2 separate regions of the Homo sapiens genome follow, and region 1 is linked to region 2. A link is an interaction called in ENCODE POLR2A ChIA-PET data of the cell type or tissue named here. Cell type or tissue: endothelial cell of umbilical vein. All regions are shown on one strand.

Region 1 (5,000 bases), 64 kb after region 2:
AAGAGGATTGCTTGTGCCCAGGAGCTCAAGATCAGCCTGGGCAACATAGTGAGACCCCATCTTAAAAAATAAATAAATAGGCCAGGCACGGTGGCTCATGCTTGTAATCCCAGCACTTTGAGAGGCTGAGGCGGGCGGATCACGAGGTCAGGAGATGGAGACCATCCTGGCTAACATGGTGAAACCCCGTCTCTACTAAAAATACAAAAAAAAAAAAAAAAATTAGCTGGGCATTGTGGTGGGTGGCTGTAGTCCCAGCTACTCGGGAGGCTGAGGCTGGAGAATGGTGTGAACCCGGAAGGCGGAGTTTGCAGTGAGCTGAGATCGCATCACGCCACTGCACTCCAGCCTGGGTGACAGAGCGAGACTCCGTCTCTAAATAAATAAATAAATAAATAAATAAATAGGGCAGGACACAGTGGTTCACGCCTGTAATCCCAGCACTTTGGGAGGCTGAGGTGGGTGGATCACCTGAGGTCAGAATTCAAGATCAGCCTGACCAATATGGTGAAACCTCGTGTATACTAAAAATACAAAACTTAGCTGGGCGTGGTGGTGTGTGCCTGTAGTCCCAGCTACTCGGGAGGCTGAGAAAGGAGAAACGCTTGAACCTAGGAGGCAGAGGTTGCAGTGAGCCAAGATTGCACCACTGCACTCCAGCCTGGGCAACAGAGCGAGACACCATCTCAGATAGATTAGATAGATAGATAGATAGATAGATAGATAGATAGATAGATAGATAGATAGATAAAGATAGATGATAGATAGATAGATAGATAGATAGATAGATAGATAGATAGATAGATAGATAGGCCAGGTGTGGTGGCTCATGCCTGGAATCCCAGCACTTTGGGAGGCTGAGGCGGGTGGATCACTTGAGGTCAGGAGTTCGAGACCAGCCTGGCCAACATGGTGAAACCCCGTCTCTACTAAAAATACAAAAATTAGCTGGGTATGGCAGTGTGCATGTGTAGTCCCAGCTACTTGGGAGGCTGGGGCAGGAGAATCGCTTGAACCAGGATGGTGGAGCTTGCAGTGAGCCAAGATTGTGCCACTGCACTCCAGCCTGGGCGACAGAGCGAGACTCGCTCTCAAAAAAAAAAAAAATAAATAAATAAAAATAAATACATACATACATAAAAATTTAATTTAAAAACAAGGAGACAGTGACAAACAGTAAAGAGGTATGTTTAAAATATAATATTTAAATTATAATTGCACTACTGGAAATTCATCCCAGGGAAATAAAAACTTATTACAAAAACCTACAGAGAAATGTTTGTAGCAAATTTATTCGTAATAGCCCAACACTGGATACAACCTAGATGTCCTTCAACAGGTGAACGGTTAAACAAACATGCATACCATGGAATGCTACTCAGCAATAAAAAGAATCAAGCTTGATACATACAACAACCTGAACGAATCTCTGGAGGATTATGCTGAGTGAAAAAGAACTAATCCCTTAAGGTTACATACAGTATGATTCCATTATATAACATTTTTCAAATGACAAAATTATAGAAACAGAGAACATATTAGTAGTTACCAGGCTATAAGAGGAGATGGGCTGGGAGAAAATCGGTATGACTATAAAAGAGTGACGGTCAGGTGTGGTGGCTCGCGCCTGTAATCCCAGCACTTTGGGAGGCCAAGTTGGGCAGATCACTTGAGGTCAGGAGTTCGAGACCAGCCTGGCCAACATGGTGAAACCCCATCTCTACTAAAATACAAAACTTAGCCAGGTGGTGGCGGGTGCCTGTAATCCCAGCTACTCGGGAGGCTGAGACAGGAGAATTGCTTGAACCCAGGAGGCAGAGGTTGCAGTGAGACCAGATCGCACCATTGCACTCCAGCCTGGGCCACAGAGCGAGAATCCATCTCAAAAATAAATAAATAAATAATAAAAAGAGTGACATGAGGGATCCTTGCAGTGACAGAAATGTTCCATATTTGATCTGTATAGATGTCAATATCCTGGTTGGGATACTGTACTACAGTTCTGCAAGATGTTACCTACCAATGGGGGGAATTGGATAAAGGGTACATTACGATCTCTTTGTATTACTTCTTACAAGTGCATGAGAATGTATAATGATCTCAAAACAAAAAGTTTAAGAAAATATTCAAATGTTCCAAAGAAGAGAGGAATGGGAAAATAGAATAACAACAATCAGCAAAAGGGGGACAAAGAAGAAAGAAATAATAAAATGGTAGACCTACATCCAACAATATCAATAATTACAAAAACACACCAATTAAAAGGCAGATTGTCAGTTGAGATTAAACACACAAGATTCAACTATATCATGTCTACAAGAAACGCAATTTAAATATAAAGAATCTGTGTTCAACAAGAGACACAAGAAAGACAGTGAAAAGACAATCTAGACTGGGCGCAGTGGCTCACGACTCTAATCCCAGCACTTTGGGAGGCCGAGGTGGGTGTATTGCCTGAGCTCAGGAGTTTGAGACCAGCCTGGGAAACATGGTGAAATCCCATCTCTACTAAAATACAAAAAATTAGCTGGGCATGGTGGTGCATGCCTCTAATCCCAGCTACTTGGGAGACTGAGGCGGAAGAATCGCTTGAGCCCGGGAGGTGGAGGTTGCTCAGGAGGTGGAGGTTGCAGTGAGCCAAGATCACACCACTGCACTCCAGCCTGGGTGACAAAGCAAGACTCTATCTCAAAAAAAAAAAAAAAAAAAGACAATCTAACAAAGGGACAGTATGCTTGCAATAAAGCATTGATTAATATGTACTCTACCGAAAATAGTGCCACTAGGCATGGTGTCTCATGCCTGTAATCCTAACACTTTGGGAGACTGAGGCAGGTGGATCGCTTGAGCCCAGGAGTTTGAGACCAGTCTAGGCAACACGGCAAAACCCCATCTCTACAAAAAAATACAAATATTAGCTAGGTGTGGTGGTGCATGCCTGTAGTACCAGCTACTCAGGATGCTGATGAGGAAGTAGGATCACCTGAGCCCAAGGAGGTTGAGGCTGCAGTGAGCCATGATTTCCTGGGCAACAAAGTGAGACACTGTCTCGAAAAAAAGAAAGAAAATAGTACTATGGGCCGGGCGCAGTGGTTCACACCTGTCATCCCAGTACTTTGGGAGGCCAAGGCGGGGGAGGGGGGGGAGGTGGATCACCTGAGGCCAGGAGTTCAAGACCAGCCTGGCTGACATGGCAAAACCCCATCTCTACTAAAAATACAAAAATTAGCCGGGTATGGTGGCACATGCCTGCAATCCCAGCTACTCGGGAGGCTGAGGCAGGAGAATTGCTTCAACCCAGGAGGCAGAGGCTGCAGTGAGCTGAGATCTCCCCACTGCACTCTACCCTGGGCGACAGAGCAAGACTCTGTCTCAAAAAAAAAGAAAAGAATAGAATAGAATAGAAAAGAAAAGAAAAGAGTGCTATGAATAAGTAGGAGGAAGGCACATACCATAAGAAATAAATGAGTTGAAGACTTACGCAGGCACCGTGTAAGATTTACACAAGTCACTCAAGTTCTCTATAAAATATGAAATGAGGATCAATTACATTACTAATCAAGGAAATGAAAGTTTCAATCACAATAAGATACTAATACACACCTACCAGAATGGGAACAAATAAAAGTCTGACAAGCAGAAGTGGCACGGAGGGAGCATCTACAAATGTTTTACAAACCAACAACATTTGGCCTTATCTATAAATTATTCACACCTCCAGAACCCAGACACCACAACCTAGGTATATACATAGGAAAGCTCTCACAGCAAATGTTCCTAGCAAACATGTAAAATAATGGCAGTATTATCATTAACTATACTAGCCTTAAACCGGAAACAACCCAAACACCATCAAGAGAGTAAATACTGGCTGAGTGCAGTGGCTAATACCTGTAATCCCACACTTTAGGAGGCCAAGACAGGAGGACTGCTTGAGGCCAAGAGTTCAAAACCAGCCTAGGTGACATAACGAGACCCCATCTCTATATGAAAAACAAGAATAGCTGAGCACAGTGGCACATGCCTATAGTACTGTCTACTCAGGAGGCTGAGGCAGGAGGATTGCTTAAGCCCAGGAGTTCAAGCCTGCAATGAGCTATGATCACACCACTGCACTCCAGCCTAGGTAGCAGAGTGAGACCCTGTCTCTAAAAAATAAATAAATAACTTAAAAGAGAGAAGAGTAGGTACTTTTAATTGTGTGATACCCAAACTAGAACACTATCCTGCAATGAAAATAAACATCATGGCTGAATCTCACAACTATAGTAGTGAATAAAAGAAATAAGTCACAAAATAATTCATATGGATGATTCTGTTTTTACAAAGCTCAAAAAAGAAAAGTTCAAACTAAACAATATATTGCCTGTGTATACAAATATAGATAGCAGAAGCTCTAACAAAAATCTTAAAAATAATTACCCCCGAATTTGGGATACAGGTTACATCCAGGAGAGAGGTAGGAGGATGCCATCTGGAAGGGGTAGAGTCGTAGTTCTCAACCTGAGTGGTGATTATCCAGGTGTTAGCTATATATTTCTTCTGAAAAGTACGCACGTGTTCTAAATGCTCTTCTGTATGCAAGATATAGTAATCAATAAGGATTTCTTTCTATCTCAAAGAAATAGAAAATGAAAAACACAAAAATAAACACAATCAAAAGCTGGTTCTGTGAAAAGATCAATACAATGGATAAATCTTAAGTCAGACTGATCAAGAAAAAACATACATTATCAATATCAGGAGAACAACATTACAGATCCTACAAATATTAAAAAATAATAAGGAAATCTTATGAAAAAAACTTTATTTTATTTTATTTCTTTATTTTTTTGAGATGAAGTCTCACTCTGTTGCCCAAGCTAGAGTGCAGTGGCACGATCTTGGCTCACTGCAACCTCCGCCTCCCGGTTTCAAGCGATTCTCCTGCCTCAGCCTCCCGAGTAGCCGGTACTACAGGCACGTGTCACCATGCCCGGCTAATTTTTGTATTTTTAGTA
Region 2 (5,000 bases):
TTCACAAAAGAAACAACCTAAAATCACTTCATGTGAATCTTGGTTCTTACTTTTCTTCTACCTCATTTGTTCTTCCTCCTCATCACAAAAATTATCTTCCTGCATGGTGGTAAAGGAGAGAGATCTAGCAGCCACTTCTACAGCAAAGCCATCAGTGAAGGTAAAATTCAGTGACAGCTGTAGCTGTGCCAGCCTCTGCTGAATGGAAGTCTGTAAGGACTCCCTGGGAGATGGAGGGGTAGTGGCCAGAACGCCTCCATCTGCTTGAGATTCATCTTCGCCCTCACATTGGTAACACATTCTGTCTTCTCTCCTTGGAGGAAGACTTCATTTGCAGAATTGTCTTTATTTTTACCCTCTAGATCAAGCTTGTCCAACCCATGGCCCCGGGCCACATGCAGCCGAGGACAGCTTTGAATGCAGCCCAACACAATTCGTAAACTTTCTTTAAACATTATGAGATTTTTGGCTGGGCGCGGTGGCTCATGCCTGTAATCCCAGCACTTTGGGAGGCCGAGGCAGGCGGATCACAAGGTCAGGAGTTTGAGACCAGCCTGACCAACATGGTGAAACCCCGTCTCTACTAAAAATACAAAAATTAGCTGGGCGTGGTGGTGCGTGCCTGTAATCCCAGCTACTCGGGAGGCTGAGGCAGAATTGCTTGAACCCAGGAGGCAGAGGTTGCAGTGAGCTGAGATCGCGCCACTGCACTCCAGCCTGGGTGACAGAGCGAGATTCTGTCTCAAAAAAACAAAAACAAACAACAATAAAAAACATTATGACATTTTATTGTAGTTTTTTTTTATTTTTATTTTTTTTAGCTTATCAGCTGTCATTAGTGTTAGTGTATTTTATGTGTGGCCCAAGACAGTTCTTCTTCCAGTATGGCCCAGGGAAGCCAAAAGATTGGACACCCCTGCTCTAGAGAGTCTTCACATAAATACTCAGTCTTACTTACTTCATTGTCACTTGTGGAGTGTTTACTATTTTCCTCTTCAGTATCATTTTTACTGAATTTTCCTGTATCTGAATTCATTGATGGTTCTGAATTACTTGTGGGTTCCACTAGGTTTACAGGAGACAAGGATTTCAACACAGCATGATCACTAAGTAGAAGTTATAACCACTTCTGCCTTTCTGCCTCTGAAGCTTTAAATCCCAGCACAGATTTTAATTCTTAGAGCACCCTCTTGGATTCTTCATGCTCGTGCTTCTGTCTTTCTTTGTCTTCCTGAGACAAGTAATAAAAATCATCCTTTCTGCAATCACTGTCAATATCTATATCATCTACATAAGCTTCTAAGTCCTATTCATCCTCCTCAGGGAGTGGATCTTTGTCGGCAATGTGTAGAGTAGGCTGCATCAAAGTTACCACTGTACAGTATGGGTTTTCACACACTACCTCAGGCTTGCCTTTTTTAAATCTGTATTTCTTCATAGCAGTTTGTCCACCTGAGAAATGGCCTCTTCCCAGCAATTGTTGCTAGTTTAAACATGGGGCTGAATCAACTTTAATTTCTGTTCTAGGATTTGATAAGCCTCTGACACTGTTCTTGTTTCTTTAATACAAAAAAGCTTTTCAAATTTATCTTCGAGAATTATTACCTTATTCAGTAATGCTTTCACATGGAGCTGCAAGTTGTACACTGCTGTGTGAACGTTATTCAGTTCTTTTGACTTCTGTTGAGTTTTGGATAAACACTGGTACTGACTGGTGCTGAGTTTCAAAGTACTGATAGAATTCAGAGTTGCTCTTAAGCTCTTCCAAACAGGCATAGTAAGCATGAGGTAGACCTTGAGTCAAATCAGATAACATATGATGAGGCAAAAGTGCTGAAGTAAGTAAGGGCCCAGGAGGTGAATTGGCTGTAGGAAGTAATAAGACTAACCATCTGTAGAATTCTGAACGCTGCCATCCAGAGTTGGAACAAAACCTTCAATGTAGGCAGGCTAAAGTCATCTGTAAAGTTAGGTGCTTCCTCTTCTGAAATCTACTCTTCACTAAGTCCAAGGCCCAGCTCCTTAAAAGGCACGACACAGATATAGCTGGTTGCATTGTCACTTTCAGAGTTCAGGGGGTAGTTTTTCAGCATCTATAGGATAGATAGCCTTGCTGCTTGGAAGTTCTGTAGACAGCTTTCCAGAGACTGATGAGGTACTGAGTGGGATGCCATCCAGCTTTATTAAATGGGATAAATAATCATTTATCATTTAATAATAATTTAATAATGTATTATTAAATTATTATATATTTTATAAATATAAAGTATAATTTATTAATTATTATAAATTTAATAATTTATTATTAATCATTTAATAAATTATCTCATTTATTAAATGGGATAAAGCACTGACCCTGTCAAGCAAAAGTATAAATCCTCTGGAAATCACTTCAGTTTCTTGAATGAGATGTAAAGCTTTTCTTACAAGGTTAGTAAAAGCTCAGCTATTTGCTGCCATATCTTCCAAGTGAACATTGTATTTTTTTCAGGTCACTTGTAGTTTAGCTGTCCTCCATACTCTCAAAGCTCTTATGACCAAATAAACAAATAGAATCACTCCCCATACCAGCCAGGAAGATAACATCCACCAAGCAGGAAGCATAACGAGCAAACTAATGAAGGCAAATAGCATTGAGACATCCCAAATATTAGGGGTTGCCAGGGAGCAAAGTGTTGGAAGGTGTCCACTTTCCTGTTGTTGAGGTTGTCCTGCTTACAGGATACTGGAATCAAGTAGCTCAGTGAGCTCCACATCCTCTTGAAACAGGACTTCCTGTTGCAGGATGGTATGTAATGAGTTGAGTCGGAATCCAATATCCAACTTGTGAAGTAAGTCATCTTTCTTACTGCGCTGAGAAAAAACCCAACTTCTGGTGGTTTTAGCCACTTTTAACAGAATGCGTTGCTTAATAACCCATTCCCTGAGCATGCCAGTAAGTGGAGTTTATGTTCACCGAGTGATTACTGTATCCCAGGTATTTTGGTAGGACTCTTGTAGGAGGCTTTTGTTGTCCCTCCGTGGCGCATTTTTCTGTTTTTGGTGACAAAGAACATATTTCAAAGTCTGTGTGTCCCGGATCCTGTAAGTACTGATAAAGCGGAGAATTCCAAAAGCTACCTCCTTGTCAAACTCCAATGTCATCCTTCTCTGCCATGCCACCCACTTCAGCACGATGGGAAATCAGAAGAAACATTTTTAATGAAGATGGGAAACCTAGAAACCATAACGAGAAAGATTGTCAGATTAAACTGTATTAAAATGTTAAAACCCGTAGAATCAAAAGACATATTTGAGGCTGAGAGAAAATACATGCAATGCATATGATATGCAAAGGATTCATATATAGAAAATGAAAAAGGATGAAAGAAGATGAAAAATGTGGTGGACATATAGTCAAAAAGATAAGGCAAGCAATTTATGAGAAAAAAGTGTGATGCCATTTGAAAAGATGTTTACTTTCCCCAGTTTTCAAGCCATGAAAACAGGGCTGATTTTCATTCCTCCCTTTCTGTTGCATTCCAACAAATGAACCCAGTCTCAGCCCTTCTACTGTTTGCCTTTCAGAGTTTTTTTTTTTTTTTTTTTTTTATATATACAAAACCACAACATTTTGCATGGGTTGTTTTTAATGAAAATATGCTCCTCCTATGCTTTTCTGTTTTGGGGTTTTTGTTTTTTGTTTGTTTGTTTGTTTGTTTGTTTTTTGAGATGGAGTTTCGCTGTGTCACCCAGGCTGGAGTGCAGTGGCACAGTCGGCTCACCGCAACCTCCACTTCTCGGGTTCAAGCGATTCTCCCGCTCAGCCTCCCAAGTAGCTGGGATTACAGGTGCCTGCCACCACGCCCAGCTAATTTTTGTATTTTTAGTAGAGATGAGGTTTCACCATGTTGGCCAGTCTGGTGTCAAACTCCTGACCTCAAGTGGTCCACCCGCCTTGGCCTCTCAAAGTGCTGGGATTACAGGCATGAGCCACCGCACCTGGCCCCGACGTTAGAAATTTCTAAGCACAATGAAAATCTTAAAAATTATCAAACATCCATATCAAAGTGAGAAAAATATTTGAAGTATACATAACAATGGGCTGCCTTCTTTTATACACTAAAATTCTAACAAATCATTGAAGATCACACCTAATATATAGCTGAAAGAATATGAAATGTATGTAGAATAGTATACCATGTATCATACTTCATATTCTTAAACATTAAAAAGGTTGATAATAGTACAGTCAAGTATGTAGAAAAAACACCAAAGAAGTTATAAACTGTATACAGCATTTTGTGGTGGAACAGTTGGTTTACATATATCAACATTTACAATGCAAATACCCTTAACACAGTAATGCCCTTTCTAGAATTTTACCCTAGACCTTTAATATATCAATAAGACAAGACAACCCAACAGAATGAAGACTCATAGTAACAGAAATATTAGTGGCCTAGAAACATACAAAAAGATTATAATCCTCACTAAAACTCACATACCTGCTGTCATTTATCTGTAAGAGTGGTAAACTTTGAAAAGATAGATAAGAGCCACTGTGGATGAGAGTACTGGCTGGTTGAGAGGTAATTTGGCTGTACTTATTAAATATCTTTTTCTTATTTTAATCAGCAGTTGCATTGATAGGACTCCATCCTAGTGAAATATTTATATGTCCACAAAGATTTCCAAAGCAGTTCTATTCATACTAGCAAAAAGTAGAAGGAGAAAGCCCTAAGTGTCCCATGTTCCTGAGAATCCAATAATGGTAGAATGATAGCTATACTACCAGGTGGCATTGCTTATGATAAAAATGACCCCTGATTGGTAAACAAACTTCACATGGATGAGGAGGACTATAGAATAGTTAAATAAATTGCCACATCCATACTCTGGAACTGTTATGATAAAAATTGACTCATATGTAAGAATGTCTGGGATACTTTTGTCTAAGTGAAAAAAACCAAAGTTCAGAAAAGCATAGTAGGAGCAGCCGGGCATGGTGACTCACACCT

What was found. Peaks named below come from ENCODE experiments on the same cell type or tissue, not always from the same donor. Only the 100,000 strongest peaks of a DNase experiment are listed, where the experiment ranks them.
Region 1: POLR2A ChIA-PET joins it to region 2 with 6 read pairs; 4 of 35 experiments call an interaction of 5 or more read pairs at or near these places.

Annotation. Positions count from the first base shown.
Region 1 is chrX:46,518,515-46,523,514 of GRCh38, forward strand. All of the region lies in intron 5 of ZNF674 (zinc finger protein 674), which reads right to left. Among named protein-coding and RNA genes, the nearest start is that of ZNF674, 24 kb to the right of the region's middle. In endothelial cell of umbilical vein, no CTCF peak of the experiment used is centred here; no DNase peak of the experiment used is centred here.
Region 2 is chrX:46,454,055-46,459,054 of GRCh38, forward strand. All of the region lies in intron 3 of KRABD4 (KRAB domain containing 4), which reads left to right. It also overlaps the pseudogene VEZTP1. Among named protein-coding and RNA genes, the nearest start is that of KRABD4, 9.3 kb to the left of the region's middle. In endothelial cell of umbilical vein, no CTCF peak of the experiment used is centred here; a DNase peak (open chromatin) is centred at 2,667; H3K27ac peaks cover 924 bases.